2 separate regions of the Homo sapiens genome follow, and region 2 is linked to region 1. A link is an interaction called in ENCODE POLR2A ChIA-PET data of the cell type or tissue named here. Cell type or tissue: A673. All regions are shown on one strand. Links, peaks and the distances in the headings refer to the core of each region. The heading gives the core; the rest is flanking DNA. Region 1 overlaps TSHZ1 (teashirt zinc finger homeobox 1). Region 2 overlaps ZNF407 (zinc finger protein 407).

The links. Peaks named below come from ENCODE experiments on the same cell type or tissue, not always from the same donor. Only the 100,000 strongest peaks of a DNase experiment are listed, where the experiment ranks them.
Region 2: POLR2A ChIA-PET joins it to region 1 with 5 read pairs; 1 of 35 experiments calls an interaction of 5 or more read pairs at or near these places.

Annotation. Positions count from the first base shown.
Region 1 is chr18:75,223,950-75,234,857 of GRCh38, reverse strand. The region is part of intron 1 of TSHZ1 (teashirt zinc finger homeobox 1); the gene reads right to left. Among named protein-coding and RNA genes, the nearest start is that of TSHZ1, 19 kb to the right of the region's middle. In A673, for the core only: no CTCF peak of the experiment used is centred there; a DNase peak (open chromatin) is centred at 4,577.
Region 2 is chr18:74,998,234-75,009,141 of GRCh38, reverse strand. All of the region lies in intron 8 of ZNF407 (zinc finger protein 407), which reads right to left. Among named protein-coding and RNA genes, the nearest start is that of PTGR3, 210 kb to the left of the region's middle. In A673, for the core only: no CTCF peak of the experiment used is centred there; a DNase peak (open chromatin) is centred at 5,181.

The sequences.
Region 1 (10,908 bases), core at 1,142-9,141:
AAATATCACAGAAACAATTCCTCCCTCGAGTGTTTTATGAACAGCAAATGGGAGGAGGAAAAATATTTTTACTGATACCCTTGAACTAAGTTTATAGAAATATGTATGGGTGAACGTGTCATATTTAACAGGAAAGTTAATAGAAATATCCACAACCTCACAGCATTTTTTTTAATTTGAGTTGGTATCCAACCAAATACCATAAAAACACAATAATGAAGACCATCTCATATACAAAAGATGCAAAATTTAATGGGGGGAAAAAAAAACCCCTTCAAATAACCATGCAGAAGCCCTAGCAAAGCAGTTATTATTCCCAGAGCATCGCCACTATCCCATCCTCCAGAACTATGTTTATTATGACTTATTAGATTTTGGAGCAATTGTCCTCTGAAGAGCACAAAATGCTGCAAAATATTATAACTTTTAAAACTGTGCAAAAACTTTACGAGGAACACTTCTAAAGCTAAAGTATCGCTGAAAATTGCCAGAGAAGATGGCAGCAAGAGATAAGGAAGTGGATGGAAAGAAAGACAGCAGGGAAAGGAAAAGAAGGAGTTAAGGAGAGGGCCCAGGGCGGCCGCAGGGAGTAGGTGCGCAGGGAACCCACAATCCCAGTTCTGAATAAAGGGCTCCCAGGCTGCCCCGTTTCTCTCTGGCCCACAGGCTCCGGCTCCAGTCATCATGTATTCACTGGCCGTGTGGCTGTTGCCGTGCAAGATTCCCCCACACTTGCAGAATAGATTTCAGCTTCTCTCTCTGTGTGTAGAGGGGAGCCCATCTAAAATTAGTATCTTCTAAATGATGGTAAATGGAATATAAAGAACAAAGCCTCCAGTGTGGCCCTCCATTTCAAAGAGCTCTGAAGACGGCAAAAAGGGACATCAGTATGTGTGCAAATACGAGTCACCAAAAGGGTTTGTAAAAGCATCTAAAAATCAATTAATTAATCCTCCCAAACCACTGCATAAAGACAGTCTTCCCACCCAGTGAACCGCATCCTCCACAGTGTGCAAGCCGGGCGTGCGGATGCTCGCTAGAAAAAAGGTGCTGCAAGGTAGACTTCGACAATTCAGAGTATGCAATAGTCCTTCCAAGTGAAAAGTGTGAGGAAGCCCCACGTCACTCCTCAAAAAGGAAGGCCACTAGGAAAGGGATTATCAGACCAGCAAACAGGTAGTTTCTCTTTCAGGGTTCTGTAAACGCAGAAGCTATGAGCACTTGCAGATTTCCAACATTAATCCACCAGGCTGACTCATACTATGTCCCCCTACTCCAAAAAATAAAATAAAACAAGAAACCATCCCAACACATCTGTGCTTCTCAGACGTTAACAACTGGTGATCCACACCCAACACACATAACATCGGCATCCATCTTCTTATATTTCTTAAAGAGCTGACATGATTGGCAGGGTGCTCTTTTTAGTATTGTCACTATATTTATACATTCACCATGAAAATCAGCAGAAACATCCTGGAACGTTGTTAGGGGAAGTTTTCAGGTTTTTCCTAAGTAAAGTGTGCCATAATACTAATTCCAAATTCCCCCAAAAGTGAGAAAAGTTTGTACTTTATAAGACTCATGAGAATATACTGGGATGTAAAATATGTTTCCACAGTTCAATGATTTAAAGAGATAACGGAGCAGACTGCAGATATAACTGATATCACTTTTATATGTGAACATGGGAGAAAACTCCAAAGAGAACTCCTACGACACAGAAAACTATGACAGCAGCCGGGAGTTCCAGAGCTGCTGAGGCTGTGGCCCAGCTCATAACTGCTCCCAGGCTGCTGGACACAGGCAGGCTACCAGCCCTACAGAAATAGGGACAGGCATCCTGTGAAATGGGCTGTGCACCAATACAGACCCCCAGTCCCTTCACCACAGGCAGCCCTGAGAATTGGAAGAGTCTTCCTAACTGTGCGTGGCAAACTTAACCTGACCAGAACAGACATGAGGTTACTGCCAGTCTTTCCTCACCCAAGTATTGTGACTATTAATCCATTTATCTGTAGAAAATCTCATGTTTAAGCTGAGGATGTTGCAAAATATACAGTATATGCACTAAATTTCTTTTCAAAAATCTGAAAAGCTCTGAATTCCAAAACATATCTGGCCCCAAGGATTTCAAGTAAAAGATGTGGGACCATCTTTAAAATGTGAATGAACTGGGGGCACACTCCACTTCCTTCAGGGTTTACCTGGAGTCCAGAAATAGAACTGGCGCCTGAAAAGCCTAGATCAGAAAACTCTCTTTTCCAATGTGCAGAACTATCTGTCAAAAGGACGTGTTTCAGACCCTCAGAAATACCTACTAAATAAATAAGATATATATATCTCTCTCAATGCAAAGTTGAGAAAGACAAACCTAACTCCAAATTAAACTTATTTTAGACTTTCCAAAATACATGCAAAACATCTTACAGCTACATGGTCTAAAAGGCCATCAGCAAAATCAAGTCCATTGAAACTATCAAATGTAAAAAGATACTAGTATACAACACATAGTCCCCTAAAATTTGGCTTTATTGGTGTAAATTATCTGTGTAGACGCATTAAAACTCAACTGAGAGGCAAAGTAAAATTCCTGCTTGAAAGATTCAAAATGAGGGAAATCTAGCCTCAATTACTAAAAAAAAGTCCGGGCGCAGTGGCTCACGCCTGTAATCCCAGCACTTTGGGAGGCTGAGGCAGGTGGATCGCCCAAGGTCAGGAGTTCGAGACCAGCCTGACAAACATGGAGAAACCCTGTCACTACTAAAAATACAAAACTTAGCCAGACATTGTGGCCTGTAATCCTAGCTACTCGGGAGGCTGAGGCATGAAAATCGCTTGTAATCCTAGCTACCCAGGAGGCAGAGGTTGCAGTGAGCTGAGTTCACACCACTGAACCCCAGCCTGGGTGACAAAGCGAGATTCTGTCTCAAAAATAAATAAATAAGGCATCACATGCACTTATTTTCCTTCCTAGGGATAATTTTTGAAGCCCTGTGAAGATCTAAAATCGCAGAGTGGGCCAGGCATAGTGGAACACACCTATCATCAATCCCAGCACTTTGGGAGGCCAAAGCGGGAGGATCACCCAAGTCAGGAGTTAGAGACCAGCCTGGCCAACATGGTGAAACCCTGTCTCTACTAAAAATACAAAAATTAGCCGGGTGTGGTGGTGGGTGCCTGTAATCCCAGCTACTCAGGTGGCTGAGGCAGGAGAATCGCTTGAACCCAGGAGGCAGAGGTTGCAGTGAGCCAAGATCATACCACTGCACTCCAGCCTGGGGACAGAGCGAGACTCTGTATCAATAAATAAATAAATAAAATTGCAGAGTGCAGGCAGGAAACACTGTTTACACATGAGCCAGCAAGGAACAGCTATCTAGAAATGTCTTCTTGGGGTCAACAATGCTAATGAGACTCACAGTGTTCTGGTGTAGTGGACAAAAATACAAAGATCTGGGGAGAAGCCCCAGGCCAGAGAAGGACTCACACCAAGCAACTGTGGAAATGACCTCCGAAGGACCATGCCCCAGGCAGGATCACAGTGTTGTGGTAATGGGCAAAGGCAGCCTGGCTCCAGGGCCACACCCGCCTGAGCTGCCCCTGCCAGCACAGCAGCCTGAGATCTCAGCAGAGGGAGCAAGTGGGCACCACCTGGGCACCCACTCTGTGCCAGGCTTGGGGCCAGGCACCTACAGCGCCTCGTGTGCCCAGAGCCTGTCAGGCCCACGCACAGTTCCCACCCTCCACCACTGGAGAGAAACTGCATCTCCTCACATGCCACCCACAGCCAACCCAAAAACACCATCAGGCTGGCCTCCAGCCTGGGATGCACATTGAGAAATGCTGATATTTGGTTTTTCCCCACAAGGGAACTGACAGGTTTTTTTTAACTGGCTTATTTAAATATTATAAATCAAGTGGTTCACCTCCCATCCACTGATGGCACTTACTTCTATAATCCATCCCATGCAGCTTGCATAGGGAACTTGGGTAAAATACAGCGTTGGAAGAGTATCTGTGAGTTTCCAGTCAAGTAATTTTCCACACCCTCCTTTGTTCTTATTTGTCTTGTAATAGCCAGGAAGGGTTCGCACCACTTCCACAAATCACGGGGAAGTCAGGGGAATCGGGGAAGAAGACGACGTCTCTTTAATTTCGCACGCATGATGTTTGCAACCACTAAGGTCATACCTGCGTGTGGTGACTGACAACTTTTCAGCTTGATTCAAAGCAAACAGCTGCTGGGTTGATTGCCTAGCAACTAAAAATTGATGGATGACCCTTAAGATGAATAACTACCATAAATCACCTCATTCAAACTCTCCAAGAAAAAAATTAAAAAACAATGGTTTTCATGACATTTGCTGAGCTCCATAATGTGCCGTGATAAATTTGGCCTCCTTATGGATGCACAGTTGTGGCTGCGAAAGTTGAGTCACTTCTGTTTTTGTTTCCTGTTTCCTGTATTTCCTGGCACTCAGGACCCTCCGTAAGGTGCGCTCCTAGGAACACGCTGCTCCAGCAGGGACGGCAGCTCTGGGTGCCTGTCAGTCACTCCAGGACGGACAGGAGCTGCTGAATTTCTCATCACCAAACAGCTTTTAATCAGGAAACGGCAGTCCTACATCACAAAGATGGCAGGAGACCCTGTGCATTAATAATGGTTACAATACATTTAGTGTAATGATTTGACCTCGGCCAACACTATAGATGCCATGATTCATATGAATTTGATAAACTACTTCCTGTTTGTAGACATGTCATATGTTCCTAAAAGGCCAAGAATGTGCTTTTAACTTGCAAATAAACACAGACCTATAAACCATAATAGGATTGAGAGGATGTCTTGGTATTTGTCCTCTAAAATACCCAGTATCACCACCATTATGAGCATTTCCACAAGTAGATGTATAATGATGAACAGATTACTTTTCCAGATGGTATTTTCCTGTTTTTACTTAACATTCAAAAGGAGGCATGGGCAATTCCTTTCACCATCTTTCTTTGCCCCCTTTTCTTGTTACACTGGGTTTTGTTTGTTTCTTTTAGGTTAGATTGATGTTACATGGAAGGTAGCTTCCAAAAAAACCAGTCCACTGCCTGACTTGGGTTAGCACTTTGAAACCAAAAACAGCTTCCTGCTTTCTTCTTTCACCTACTATCGCCAGCACCCAGGGTCGGCACGTCATAGACCGCATGTCACAGACTGTCACACTCACCTGTCCTCGCAAGAGCCAGGGCTTCCCCAAGGAGGGGCTTCAGTCCCTCAACAAGCACCGGGAGCTCTGACTATGAGCCAGGAACCGTGCTGGACTCTTGACAGTGGAAGGAGAACAAGATGGCCCTGCCCTTATGGAGCAGAGTGCCTACAAGGACGTGAACAAGTCAGTGAGCAATCACATAGACAGAGACAGGTGCTCCGATGGGTCCCCCTGCATGGTGCATACAGTGTGGGCCATTATACTAGAAAGCAGTTCACACCATCGGACCGGAAGCTCCCAGAGATGAGACGCATCAATCCTGGAAAGAAAGTTACTTTCGTTTAACAGACTGTACAATTCCAAGAAACCTTCCCTATTTAAAAAGCCAAAGAGGGCTTTTAGGCTCTGCAGTGCAAGCCACACTCTCTGAGCATCAAAGCTGAGGTGGGCTTTGAGGAGGGCCGGCAGGTCGGGTGGCACCCACCCCCAGATTGCCCTGGGATGGCATGTCACATGGCTGCACGCAGGCCAGGGCAGCACGCCCAACACCTGCCCCGCCCAGGGCTGACTGTGGCCAACCCCTCACTCACTTTGAGAGCTCCTCTATCCACCATATGCAACAAAACCCCTGAAATGGAAAGATGAAATAAAACAACATTAGCAACAAATAAAACGCCTTAGGGGCCAAAGGGCCATGACCTAAGCCACTAATAGCTACCAGCAGCCCCAGGTTTCTGGTACATGAAGCATCTCGTTAGAAATAAAGTGGGATGCCCCTTGTTCCCTGGTGTCTGAGTGAATGCCTAGATGCTGGGATCCGTGCTCCTGGAAGAAAGGACAAATGCACTAGACCATCTCCACCATTTTCAAGGACTAGAGATGTGAGGACCAACCGTTGAGAGGTTCAACTTTGGATACACCATCCTGTATACCCAGCTCCCTTAGAACCAACTCCCTACTGAGCAAATGTCAATAGCGCTGCCATCCTGAAGCAAAATGAAAAAGACTGATATTAATTAGGTCAACAAGACTGCTTGTATTGCATATGCTACTACCTTTAGGCACACAAGGATAACTGTGCGTTCTCCCCACAGCATCATGCTCCTGACACGGGAGAGCCTGGGCTTCATTTGTCTTCCTAAATATAAATGGCCGCTATCTGTAGCACTTAGGAGAGGTTAGCTGGCTTCAAATAAATAGCATCTTAACTGCTGCCCTGATAATGGTGAGCTCTGGGGTACATCTCCATTTCTAACCCTATCAGGGTCCTATAAGGATGGCGAGGAGGAGATCCATCTGGAAAGCCATCTTTAATGTACATGTCTATGGCCAGAGTCTGTTGCACCATTCACGCCTTCTCAGCATTTTTGCCTGGGCTCTGACTGCCCTTGGTAATGCCTTCCCGGGTGGAACCCACAGAACAGGACCACTGGCATGCTGTCTCTTTAAGACTGAAATGCTTGTTTCCTTGCAGTAAGAAAAGTAAATCACGCTATAGTGAGTTGAGCTTTGAAAAAAGCATCCATCCATTAAAATTCATGGATCCGCGTTTTCAGGTTGTCCCTCCCCTGGCTGTGTCTCAAGTTACAGCCTTGTACAACCCAAGTCTAAATAATATTCACCATGATAAATGACACCATAACTCCGATATCCACAATCAATCTTTGCTTTAAAGATACATCCATCTTCAATAATGTTGATGGGGATTCTGCAAAATGGGGAACGTGACTGTCTTCCAGACCTCCTAACGGCGGGGGAAGGAAGCCCTGAGTGATGGCTGTCAGCCCACATCTGGCTGCAAAAATAAATTAGCCTTATGCAGAAAAATGAAAGGGCTAGCTCCGCCTAGGAAACAGCCACTCCTGAGCAATGGCTAATTTATAGGACTTCTTTCTGGAAAGTTCCTGGCGAAGGCAACAGTCTCCTTCACTATCTCTTTAAATGGTATCTGATGCTGTAAATAACTTCAGTGTGGTAGGGACTGTACGAAGTACAAAGGGGTGGGGATGAGAGAAACAATAACTTTTCTCACATTCTCACACATGATTACAATGCAAAACTCTACTCTTCAAGAGAAAAAAACATTTATTTTAGCCAAATGCTTTTATATTTTCACAGCATGCTCTCCTCTGGCTGACTTTTTTTTTCCTTTGCACTTTCTGGTGGTTTTCTAGTGGTTTGGGAACTTATATAAAAAGTAAACAATCTGGGGGCAAAAATGGCCCTTTCTCTTCCTCCTCCAAAATATCCTTTTTTAGCAACTTTTAGACTCGAACCTCATCACTGTCTTTATGCAGGCGGGAATGGGGTTACAAATTCTAGGCAACAGAGAAAAAGAAGAAACATCTATCGGGTTTAGTAGGTGGTTTCAAAAATAGCCTGGAGTAAAACACTTATTAGGCAGACTCTAAAAAAAAAAAAAATAGAAGACCAAACTTCTGCCGCAGGAGTGGGGGACCTATGAATTTGGATACCAGGGAAATGCTTTGCTGCTGGTTCTTTATGCCTCTGACCTTGTCTCACTGAGTATTACTCAGGGCTTGAATCCTTAAAGCCTGCTAGAAAGTGGGGAGATGCAGGGGCACCTGGGTCATGCTTTCTGCACGGAAAGCCGGGACTCCATGGGGTGTCCCTACAGAGCCGGGGGCTTGTGTGTTCCTGGGCTTGGAACAATCACTCCTTTGGGTCTCAGAACCTTCCCAGGCAGGACCTCGGAGCTGTTGCAGCGGGCTGAGGTGGGGAGGGTTAATTCTGTGAAGGTTGAAGGACTTACAGTAATGCTCTGAAGACAGAAACATCACAGGCTTTCCTGGCAAGGGGCTCACAGAGGGTAGGAGGGACTGCAAAATGAACTCTCTCAGGCTTTGTCGGCGGCGTTTCCCAAGGCCCGGCCTGGCCCCTTTGATAAATGACACATGTCATTCTGTCAGGGGCTGACACTGCGGCTGGGAGGGCTGGTGATGCATGGCTCCAGGGAAAAGGAAATCAACTTTTTGGCATCGAGTGTGTCTGTGCCCTGTATGAGGATTTTGTTTCTCCAAAAGTGAAAGATAGACTTAGGATTTAAAAAAAAAAAAAAAAAGTTGAAAAACAGATTGAACGACAGCTTACACTTAACATAAATTAACTCAGTAATGGCGAAATGTGCTAGCCTGTGATAAATAAAAGCTACATTAGTCAATTATTAATCACACTCTAACTTGTAGCCAGACCCATGACTTAAATCTGGGGCCTGAGCTGCTTTACAAACAGATAAGACAGTGCCTGATAGGCGTCTTCAGAGAGCAATCAAGAAGGAATCAAAGATTTCATGGGCTCACCAATGGGAATTAATAGAAGGTTCTAGAACCACAGAGTTGGGTGAGTGGGGAGCAAGAAAGGACCAATCCTTTGCAGACACAGACTATCTACTGACTGTGTGAGGAAAATTAAACATAACGGCTACATCCAAATACTTTTTCCTCCCCCATCAGGACTTATTTGCTTTGAATATGCAAGACATTTGTACACTGCAAACATATGTTTATATTTGATATAATGTTTATATTTGTAAGATTTTGCCTTGAAAATATGTTGCAGTTTTGCCCCCACACCTACTGAGTTGCATCGTTTGAATCTGATGCCTGCTAAGGGGATTTTCCTAGAGATAGCACTAATTTCCAAACTAATTGCTTAGCACAGATTTATAAATTCAGCTTCACATTTTACCAAACAAATTGACATTTGACATCCACATACACAAAAACAGGGCAAAGTGCAAACCTGCCTCTCCACCAAGTGGCTCTCTTTTGGCTCCGTTCTAAGCAACCCATCCAAAGAAAAATCAACATGGAGAAGCTACTCTCAAAAAATGTATGGCTTTGAGGTATCGCTATTCTTCATAATAAAGAACATTAAGTAAAACCCGCCACCGAGATATAGTCTTGCATTAACTGCTGTCTGCTGTGCTCAGGATGGCGTGCGAGCCCACCAGCACCTCTCCTTGGGAAAACCTTTCCCCTTCAGGCTCGGAATGTGGAGGATGGTCAGCTGTCTCATTGTCGGCCCTACTTGATGACGAGTTGATTTCCACGACAGTGGGGCTCTAATTCCTAGTTCTCAGAAGACCTGCTGAGGCTGTGGGGGACTTCTGATGTTCCAAAGGGCATGCTGAGGTTGTGGGGCAAGCGTACAGAGATGGGCCAGCTCACAGTCAGAAGAAAGCGGCGTGGACAGGCCATCACGCTGACACACGGACAGAAGCGATCACATCTCCAACTCTCCCGCGAGCTCCACGCCATGCTCACCTACCGCCAGGCCTCACTCACAAACAGTAGGTGTTCAAGAAATTGCTGAATTCAATTCAAAATATTTAATTTTTCTTTAAAAAGCTATAGGCAAGTTTCCAGCCCCATCATCCATGATTGAAGGTGCCCAGAACCGAGGAAGCATTTCCTAGAGGCCTGTGCGCCCACCATGCACGTCCACACCCAAGAACACCCCTTGTGCAGCTTCCACGTCCCACGTGCACTGACATGTCTCCATGTGCCTTGACATGAAAATGGCAGGAGGGCCCAGAAGTTGTTGATTTCAGCTTATTTCCAATTTCATAAGTAGAAATAAACTCAAATTTTACCAAAAGCAAATTCTCTAAGTACAACCAGCTTTTCTAAGAAAGAAAAAAAAAAAGGACAGCTGTTGCTTCATGACGGCGACTTCCTCCAACTCAGGGGTGCTAAAGATGGGTGCAATGGATCACATGGTTGTAGAATAGCACGCGTTAGGAATTCTCTAATAATATAAGCCCTTTGTTTACAGAGAAGGAAACTGAGGCTTGAGAAAGAACAGGGAAAAAGAGATTAATGAAAGAACAAAGACCCAGGCCTCTACCCTACATCCAATGCCCGCCGCACCCCTCCCCACCACCCTGTATCCTATACTGTGTGCAAGCATTGATTCAAAGTCAACCTTCTGAATTTAAACATGGACAATTAACAGGCAGGCTCCAAATCGAGTCCAAATGTTTAAAATAGCCGATAAAGCCAGTGGTTTCTTAGATGGCTATAAATAAGAGTATTGCGGGGAGGGGGGGATCATACATTAAAATCTGGGCTGATGTTTAAACTTCTCCCTTCCTCCAGCTGAAATATAATTTTTCTTTAGTCCATAAAAAATTCAGATAGTGTGCAGAATGTTTATATATTACCAAGGTCTCTCTTTAAAAGGTTTATACTTTTACTTTATGACCTGTCCTTGATTTGACACTTCCGCTCATCAGAAAGGGATTTATAAAATAATCCTGAAGGTGAGGAACAGACATCTGTCAGGGACTAGCTGGGTTTCACGATGCGAAATTTAAGAAGAGAAAGAAATCCTGTTAAGCTCTCTTTAGTCACCAATAGACATCAAAGGTAATAATTAAAGAAGACAGACGTCATAAAACATAAATTTATGTCTCTTTTAATAATGCACAAGCACCGTAGTGTGTAAAACATCTATTAGGTTGAAAGAACATGAAAGCGTTCCAATAAGAAAAATCTATGTTTTGTTTTGGGGTATTTTCCCTTCCTTTAAAAAAAAAAAAAGTGAGGATCTTTTTTTTTTTTTTTTTTTACAAGTTTAAACTGAAGTCTTTCAAAACCTTTGCCATCTGTGGGTACATGAACTATGAATGACCCCGAATGATTTGCACTCTGCTCAGAATCCCTTAGAAAGCACGGGAAAA
Region 2 (10,908 bases), core at 1,952-9,951, 230 kb after region 1:
TTGTAAATGAAGTTTTAATGTTACAAAGATGCCAATTCCCTGAAAGTATATTCTGGAATAAACAGAAGAGAAAGGGAGCCTATTCTACTCAATATTAAAACAGAATAGAAATGCTGTAAGGAGGATAATGGGTCCCTGGGATGGAAGAAGATAAGTGTTTGAAACAGAAGAATCTTTATTGAAAAATAAAATATATATGAGAATTGAACATGAGATAAAGGTGGCATTGTCAATCAAAGATTCAAAGTATGAACTATTCACTAGATGCACTGGGGAAAATAACCATTTGGGAAAAAAATTATATCTTTATGTCACGCCTTACAGCAAAATATCTCCAAATGAACTAAAGGTTTGGATTTATAAAAAGTAAAACCGCAAAAGATCAGAAGGTAGTGGAAATGTTCCTATTACCCTGCATTACAAAGTTAGGAATCTAAAACCAGAAATCACACATATATATTCATCTTAAAAACAAATGATTAAGTTAAAAGATGAACAAGGAATTCACAAAGTAAAAAGTACAAATGACTAATAAGAAAGAATGTTTAATCTCACTAGTAATCATTAGAGCTTTTTTGCAACCATATTTGCAACGCTGTTAAAATGAAAACATTTATGAAAAACGCCACTATCCGGGGATGACTTTCTGCAATTTCTGTCACCTGGGAGCTCATTTGAGGTCTGCAGAGCAGCTGCAAGGTCGTTTCTTCAGAGGAGCTTTTCCTGACCACTGAAGCTAGTTATGTCCCATAACTATATAGCCTTTCAGGGTCCCTGACATTTTTCCTTCTTTGCAGCTTCACAGCTGTGATTTGGAATCATCTGTATAATGATTCATCATGAGCCCATCTCCATTAGACTGGAATGGCTATGGCCACTCCTGACTTTTCCTGGTGCTGTGCCTGGAACAGTGTAGGCATTCATTATTTGGTGTATCCTTCAAGGGACTTGCACGGAGGTCAGCAATAAAACCTCCATGGGTCCCCTGCTGCCCACAGGTGATATCAAGTCTAAACTCCTTGGCATGGCATTCAGTGAACTTCCCAATTCACTCCCAATTCAACTGTCCAGCCTCATCTCTAGTCACTCCCAAACACAGGGTCTTTGACTAGCCACACTAAACTTATTCCCCTTGAGCCTGTGCATTTCAATGAGTTATTCCTTTGGCCGAGAAAACCATTTACCTTTCCCTGTCTAGAAACCACTTTCGAAATTTAGCTTGTAACTCAACAGCACATCCTGACTGCAAGGACCTGAGTGAGTGATGGGCTGCCTCTATGTGTACCCCAAAGCAGCTGATGTAAATTTCCCATGGAGGATTTCCCATGTTACAGTAGTGTCATTACCTGTGAACATATTTTCCTCTTCTGCTAGGTTAAGAACTCTGTGAAGGCAGCAGCTATTTCCTTTATTCTATGGACCTTGGCTCTGAGCAAAGCACCTGACACACAAAGTTGATCAGAAAATTGAACCAATTATTTAGATATCGATTCTAACATATTAGAGACCATAGAAATGAAATACTTTGCATATAAGAAAACTGTACAACGTTTTGCATTCAGACCTCACTTGACAGAGAGAAAAATGTTGGTGGAGGTTCATTTTCAAATATTAGGAAAAAAGGAGCAGCAGAGTGATTGTGTGCGAGAATGTCCAGGAGTTGTGGGTCTGCACACTTGTTAGCGCAAAAGGGTCGTGAGGACTAGACTAAGGCGCTGCGGTGCCCTGTGTTGTGTGACAAGGGAAATAACAGGTGTTAGCAACATTTACACTTGTCACATGTGTGTTAAAATGTCTAAGCTAACCACCAAAAGAACAGAAAAAGAATGTGCAGAAGAAAAAAGATGGAATGAGGTAAAAAACCTTAGTCTCAAAGGATACAAGAAAGCAGGAAAAAAGAAACAGAAAAGAGAAATAGAAATACAAATATGGTAGAAATAAATAAATAAATAAAAAATACTAACAGTAAGTATATTGACTTAAATGTTCCCAAATGCTCCAGCCAAAACACCAAGTTTTCCAGACAGGATTATGAAACAATAAATCCAGCTCTATGAAACTTTCAAAGATCCACTTTAACCTCCAGAAAAAGTTGAAAAAGTTGAAATGAAAAAGAGGCATCATGTGACTACTAATCAAAAAAGAAGTGCAATTAGTAGTCTGCAACAGAATAGACTTTTAGGCAAAAAGCATTCTAGATAAAGTTCACTTCATATTGATAAAAAGTTCAATTTACCAGCAACATATAAGAATTCTATACATAGTTGTATCTAACAATAGATTTAAACTATTAAGAAGCAAAGAAAAAAAAAGAAAAAAAATCACACTTGTAGTAAAAAACTTCAACATGCCTCTCTCAGTATTTGGTAAATGGCAGACAAATTAGTGAGGATATAGATGATTGCAAGACACAATTAATAAGCTTAATCTATGGAAGCCCAGATGAAACATTTATCAAAGGGCTCACTGCTGTACCAAAAGGCAAGCTACAACAAATTTCAAAGAACTGGCTCATAGAGTTGCCTTCTGTGGCTACAGTGCAATTATATTATAGATTAATAATAAGGAGGAAAATTTTTTTAAAACCCACCAACATCAGGAGGTACGAGGACAATTAAAATATCTTGAGACTGAAGAAGAAATCAAATGTATTTAGATAAAGGATTACACAAATTCTCAAATATAAAAACTTACAGGATGCAGCTAAGACATTACTTGGAGGGAAATTTAGGACCTCTAGTGTTAATGCCTATATAAGAAAAGAAATTAACTGATTAAGCATTCAACTTAAGTTAGAAAAAAGAATAAGAGTAAACAAAGTAAAAGGCAGAAAATAAATCATAAGAGTAGAAATGATCAAACATAAAACAAAGATATAATAGGAAAGATCAATACATCTAAAAGCTGTCATTTTGAAAGGACAACAAATCATTCTCAAGAAAGTAACAATCCATTCTCAAGAAATAGGAGCGGCAGTGCAGAGGAAGAATATTAGGACTGCACGTCGCAGCTCCATCAGTTCTGAGGCTGATCCCTGAAGACACCTCCTCCAAGACAGCACGGAGGGTCCGTTCATCCGACATGCCTCTCTCAGTGTCTGATTTCACCGCAGTTTGTTTGGATCCAGGACTTTATTTTAACGGAGATTCAACAAATGGAAATCCTTCTAAAAAGTCAGTACTATGTTCTAACGAAGAATCAAAACTCCCATAGACCCGCTGTTCACTTTAGTCTCCTCAAACATACATTCCCAAGTCTGAGGTTTGTTGCAGGATGACCAGACATGACCAGCAAGAGCTCTCGTGCGATAAGCTGGGCAGCATCCCAGGAGGGTGGGGATTTGATACTTCCTTAAGTTTCCAGCTTACTGAAGGATACTCACTTAGAGTGTGTATGATAAGAAAGTAATTCTAAGTTGGCGGCGGGGGGTGGGTGGGGGGGGTGGCGGGGATGACATGTTTTAAGGTTTCAGAGTGAGGAGACAAGAATTTAAGTACAAATTCTGCTTTCTGTAGCAGAAATGTGGATGAATAATTACATTTAAGTAAGTAAATAAGCTGTGATAACCTCAGAAAAAAAATAAGGCAGTCAATGTCCAAGGTTTTCAATCTCAATAGAAATGAATTTTCCAAAGAGCATATTTTATATATATATATTTGTAAATCTCTCAAGAAATAACCCTAAAACTCTGCATTCAATGAAAATACGCCAGCTAAGTTTGGGACAGGGTCTGGGCTGAATCAGATTCTTCACAGGCTTTAATATAAACCCTCAACCAAACAATAGCTCTAGAGAAAAAAAAGGCAAGTTCTTTTGTTTTAGACCAGAAATGCAACAGAAACGAAATATAATAAAAAATGAAAATTCAGGTAGAGGAACTATGCATTTCATACTGAATAATTATTTCTGTACTGCCCGTAAATCCTCTCTGGTAAGCTGTGCATCTACAACTCATCGAACTGCCAAGGGGTAAATGCAGCTCCATCCATCAAGCAGTCACTTGACAAATACATTCCATAATAGAAGTTTATTTTTATGGGAGGCTGAATCAAGGACTTTCCCATGCATACAAAAACTTGTCAAAATTATTTATGAGTCTTGCTGAGACACACAATATGTCATATCAAACTCCTATTTTCCTTCCAAGCACAGACTGTCAATATCTCTGCTGCTATCAATAATGTGGAACACCGCTGATAGAGGCCCTCAGGAGCTTGAGGTCATTTGCCCATCCCAGCGCTGCCAGAAGCCATCTCTAAGTGCGGTGGGGCCGAGGAGAGGCGTATTTACCACCCCGGTGAGGGGTAGCTAAGGAAAGCACTTGGGACTACTTTGAAAGACTTTGCAACATAAAGTAAAACAGAAACACAGGGTTGAAAAATGATGGTTGATGACGGCTGAAGAAAAACAAAGATATCAGAAGATATTTCATCTTTCATTTTGCACACCAAGTATTAGCTAAGTGTGATAAACCCTGGAAAATCCGGAAAACAGCCCATCCCTGGTGAAATTCCAGTTCTCAACGATGGGTCTGATTGAATGAATCGGACAGGACCAGGTGGCTCTCGAGCAAGAGACTCGCTTGATAGGCTGAGTGACCCTGGCTCTGCGCACCCAATGCCGCTCTCGTTTTATTCCCGAGGAAGCACCAGCAGGCAACAGCATGGCCCTTTCCTTTCGGTGGCACGGGCCTGTCCTGCTCTGGCTTGTCTCCCCCGCAACAGTGCTCACCTGCTCACTGAGAATCAGAGACGTGGTAAATGACCCTTGCGACAATTTATAGCAATGGGAAAATGTATTATTATTTTTCAGCTCTGTGGGCAATGGAACCCAGTCTCCTATCCTAAATTAGCCCCAAGAATGCATCAGATACAGCAAAAGCCTAGGTATGTCCTAGAGACGCTCTTATTCTCTGAAGAAGTGTTTTCTCACTGCCACTTAACACCGGTGCTACGACGTGCACCGCGGAGAGGCCATGGCGCACACAAACTGAGCAGGAAAGACTCAGTGAGACCAGGCACTCCAGGGCCACACTGCAGTGGTAGCAGGTGAGGCAGCAAGAAAGAGGGTTGGTTAAACTTTTAGTTTCTCAACACAAATAGAAATACAAACTTGCGAAATCTGCTTTAGGACTTCACGGCCTTTGGGGAGAGGGGAGATAAGCAGCTGCCAGCATTCTTACAGGTCCCCAGGGTATCATTTGCTGCCCTGCTGCCATTTGCTCAAGTGTTACAGGCCAGAGCTGGAATAGTGTGTAAGTGTCTGTAGAAGGTTCTAACTCTGGTCCCTTTCCCTTAAGAGCCAATGACCTGACAATTTTTGTTGAGTGTCTCCATATCATGTGTTAACAAGAATTTGATTCTACAAAATAATGTGTAATACAGAAAACACAGTATCTGTACTTAGAGTGGACAATACAAAGTGAGAGGTCAGGCAATTTGCTTGTCTTGTTCTACTAGAAATGTATTATGTGACCTCCTGAACATGCTTACATTCGTTGATCTTGACACGTAAAAGTTTGTTTTCCTGGAATGCTTAAATTAAACTAAGAAAAATGGGTTAAATGAGAAAGAAGTCTACTTTTTTAAATGCAGAAACATGACAAGGAATAAGAAAGGGAAGAAGGGGAAGAAAGAAGGGACTGCCCTAAAAAATTCATTTCTCTGATCTTCCCCAATTTTTTTTGAAACAAATCCTAAACCCTATGCAGAACTCTATGCAAGGCTACAAGAACTTGTCCAAGGGATGTACACGATTCCCATCCATTAATAATATAAAAATAGCCTCCTTGAAGGAAAGAGGGCAATAGAGCTATTTAGCAAATGCTGTGTATGGGCCAAAGCTGTCAAACACACTGAGTCACAGTGGTGCATGTGAATAGGAAGGGACATTGTAACTCAGAAATAAAACCAAACACATTTGCCAGGAAGCCACTCCTTCAACATGAGAAATACAATGATAAGCTCTCTTTAGGTTTTCGAAATAATTCTGAAATAATTGAAATGTTTGTTAGGAAAGCCCTACTTTTTTCAAAAATAATGAGTTGATGTTGCCTAATTAATGCACTATGCCTACTGTTTTCAGATATAAACAAAACAGAATTTAGAGGTCTGTGTCCTAAGAACCAAGCATGAAGTGTGATATGGATGCTAAGGCAGACATGTTAAGATGGCAAACCTGAATTTCCAACAAGCTGCCTGAAGAGAAATGGAGTAGGGGAAAGCCACAATACCACCTTTTATTTGTAAAACACTTTCGTTTGTTATTCCATTTAGTAAACACCATAGCCTGTGAGGTAGGTGGGCTGAATTCCTGACCTCTTTTTTTTTTTTTTTTTGAGCCGGAGTCTCGCTCTGTTGCCCAGGCTGGAGTGCAGTGGCGCGATCTCGGCTCGCTGCAAGCTCCACCTCCCGGGTTCACGCCATTCTCCTGCCTCAGTCTCCCGAGTAGCTGGGACTACAGGCGCCCGTCACCACGCCCGGTTAATTTTTTTGTATTTTTTTAGTAGAGACGGGGTTTCACCGTGTTAGCCAGGATGGTCTCGATCTCCTGACCTCGTGATCCACCCGCCTTGTCCTCCCAAAGTGCTGGGATTACAGGCGTCAGCCACCGCGCCCGGCCCTGACCTCTTTCTAAGAAAAGGAGCAAATGGGGCTTAGAGTCTGGCTGAGTCATCCCGGGTCCTGCTGCTCTTAGGTGATTTAATGAGAACTGGAACGTAAATGTTCCAGTCTACTCTTTCCTTCTCATCTCCTCCTACCAACAATTACAGCTGCCCTAGGGACTACAGAGGGCTCCTAGCGAGGGAGAGGGGAAGAGGAAAGAAAGAAAAAGGAAAGTCTATTACCCTAGTGGCTTCTTAGAAAACCTGCATTTAGAAACTTGTGGTCAGAATATTTATTAATTCAATCACGAGGAGCTCTAACAGTCAAACTATACAAAATATCCCATATCAGCAAGAACAAATCCATTTTTTAAAAACACATAAGCCCTTTTAGGAGAAAAATGGGAAGAAGGCTGAAGGCTGCAGTTGCGCTCACATGGCTGGCCAGCCCTCATAGGCCCACTCTCTTGGTTTCCTCCTGTTTCTTTACCTGTGGAGACCGGGCTCTCTGGACCCTGGCTCCTGGACATTCTGGACTGGGTGACTCTGGTATGGGGGCTGCCTGTGCATTGCAGAATGTTCAGCAGCACTTGGTCTCCACCCGCTAAAGGCCAGTAGCCTCCTCTCCCAAAACTGCCCTTGCCCAAGGTGGGACAACCCAAAATGTCTCCAAATATTGCCAAATATTCACGGGGGACAGAATCTCCTCCAGGTGAGAACGACCTGTCTAATCACAGATTCCACATACAACCTACTATATTTCAATTTCTATTCTGTACTCCATCTTTATAAAATATGCTTGCAAAACTCTGAATTCTCTGTTGCTACTGCTAATGTCTCTCCTGATTTTCACATGCGAATTGACAGAAATACAGGGTTGGAGATATTTGGCATTTCAGACAACTTTTGAGGAAAGATTCCATCATGTGTGCTGGGTTGAACGCATTCTGTTTCCTTTTGCTCTATTCCTATGGTTCTATGTTTATTTCTCATAGTACTTCACTACTCTTCAGTACCTTAACAACTGGCATTTTTCATTTTCACTTAACCTAAAAATGTGCTCTTTGCCCAGAGAGGACTGTTAACTGTTGTCTAATAATGGTTTGTGATGATAAAAATTACAGAGAAAGGTCTTCTCCCCCTAATAGATATCGTTTATCATATAACTTTCTGGCTCAAAATAAAACCTTAAGGTTTTCAGTCCAATGCCAAATTAGAAACATTTCATAAAAAGATATCATTCTATTTATAATATTATTTGTCCCATTTACTAATTTTTCCAACCCATGATGTCCCTCCCTGTGTTGAACTCCTATTGTTACAGTCGGCACTTCAAAGATATCTATCTTCCCCACCCATTTTCCCCAGTCTGTGCTAGAAACCCTGCCAGGCCCTGGAGAAACAAACACTGCGGAGGCTGGGCTCCGGCCCTGAAAGCTCAGCTTCTGGTGGGACATCATGTGATAGGCACTGATGAGTCTGAACAGAAATGACCAATTTCTGGTAGGGGCCCTCAAAAAGAGAATTCTGGAAATGAGTAATAAATCAAATGGGGAGGAGGGTGCAGGGAGACAGGGTCTGTGAGGATATTTCACTGCACCCTACTAAAGGCTATCTACGCACCTTAATGTGACGTTGATGCCATCATTCTGATTATTATAATCATTCTCCAAGCATTCGATGCACATATGTATGATCTTTCAGGTGAAGCACAATTACTTCATCCTAGTTTATATTCCACAATGCTCTTAGTATAAGGTTGAGCACATAGGCAGGTAAATATTAATTACAACTTAATAGTGAATACAATAAAATTTGCATTAATAAAATATATAAAAATGATGCAGAAAAAAAGAGTAATGATGAAAGATTAAAAATAGATGCATCTTTTATCTTAAAACTTAAACCAGATAGCTATTTTTTTGCATAGTTATTGCTTTAGCCATCTGAAGAGATGCCATATCAAGGAAAACATTTTCTATTGTCAACTTTGACAGATTTATTTCAGAGGATCACACTGGTCTAAATTTTACTAGGCTGATGATGTTTGAGGAGCACCAAGAAAAAGAGATCACGCCCTGACGGATATGACCATTTCAGCCTTTGTAACAGAATCAACTGTGACAGCTGAATAACATTAACTCTTTGCAATTATAATATTAGTATATTTACAAATTACAAAACACTTTCACAACCGTTGTTTTACGTCTCAAAAGAATCCTCTGTGCTAGGACTGTAGCATGTTATTTAAAAATTAATCTGTCTTGAATAGATAATACATTCAACTGGTTCAAAACTCAAAAGGTACAAATGAGCATCCAGTAAAAACATCGCTCTCCAACTCACGTCCCCCTGACACTGGGTTTCCCTGTCCAGAACAAACCTGCCATATCGGTTTCCTGTGGACCCGCCCACAGATATTTTATGGAAATAAGAGCAGATACATTTATGCGTACTCTTTCCTTGTAATACAAATCCACAGCACCAGCACCCAGAGTTCTTTACATTGCCTTTTCTGCTTATTTAAATATATCAGGTATCAATCCATAAAGAACTTTCTTATGATTTTCTAAGATTACATGATATTCTATTTATGTTCTCTCAGGGAAATCACAAGCTATCATGTTAGCCACTGGCTGTTCAGATTCATGCCCTCAGACCTAGGTTACTTTTTTTCATGTAACACATTGTGTCAAAACATCATTGAAAATTAAAGTTGCAAAATAAAGTGACAATGTTGAAATGCAGTCATCTTGGCTACATTGATCAGGCCAATTTCTTCAATAATGGAAGAATAATCAAGACGTATTTCCTAAAGTGACTCATATTCATATAAATTTATTCTTTTTGTGGGCATCAAAGTATAAGAATCATTCTCTTTTACACTATCAGCAATCTTTATGAGATTTGAGTTCACTGTTATTCTTCAATACAATGATTCAAAAATAAGAAATTAAAAGTCTGGCACATTCGTGAGCAATATTCCTATATTCCTGGAGTAGACTCTAAATTATTTTCTTTCTCAGAAATATGTTCTGCCATGTGGCTATGGTAGCAATGAAAAGATGTCCAAAGGGTTAAGCCAGGGGAAAGCAGACACGAATCACAGTTTGTATAAATAAACCTACAACTTTCAAACAAAATACTTAAGTTTTACCTTTGTTTTTTTTTTTTTTTTTTTTTTTTTTTATTATACTCTAAGTTTTAGGGTACATGTGCACATTGTGCAGGTTAGTTACATATGTATACATGTGCCATGCTGGTGCGCTGCACCCACTAATGTGTCATCTAGCATTAGGTATATCTCCCAATGCTATCCCTCCCCCCTCCCCCGACCCCACCACAGTCCCCAGAGTGTGATATTCCCCTTCCTGTGTCCATGTGATCTCATTGTTCAATTCCCACCTATGAGTGAGAATATGCGGTGTTTGGTTTTTTGTTCTTGCGATAGTTTACTGAGAATGATGGTTTCCAATTTCATCCATGTCCCTACAAAGGATATGAACTCATCATTTTTTATGGCTGCATAATATTCCATGGTGTATATGTGCCACATTTTCTTAATCCAGTCTATCATTGTTGGACATTTGGGTTGGTTCCAAGTCTTTGCTATTGTGAATAGTGCCGCAATAAACATACGTGTGCATGTGTCTTTATAGCAGCATGATTTATACTCATTTGGGTATATACCCAGTAATGGGATGGCTGGGTCAAATGGTATTTCTAGTTCTAGATCCCTGAGGAATCGCCACACTGACTTCCACAATGGTTGAACTAGTTTACAGTCCCACCAACAGTGTAAAAGTGTTCCTATTTCTCCGCATCCTCTCCAGCACCTGTTGTTTCCTGACTTTTTAATGATTGCCATTCTAACTGGTGTGAGATGATATCTCATAGTGGTTTTGATTTGCATTTCTCTGATGGCCAGTGATGATGAGCATTTCTTCATGTGTTTTTTGGCTGCATAAATGTCTTCTTTTGAGAAGTGTCTGTTCATGTCCTTCGTTAATTGAAAAAAATATGTACATCAACATAGAAGTGATGATCTAAGTATGATCTATGTGAAAGAAAGAAAGCATTATATGGAAAAGTGGATTAGAGGAGAACACAGACAGGTATTTTGACCCATCAAAGGCCTGTAGTGATAGGACAGGGGACCTTCCCACACTGAAGGAGGCAAGAGCTGACAGACAGCCTGGGAAGGATGGGGCTAGGCAAAGAAGACATTCATTTAATTCAAAAAGTAATTTTTCTTGGTGTTTTTGCTTTGCCCTTCACTGAGCTAAGCTGAGTAAACTAAAGAA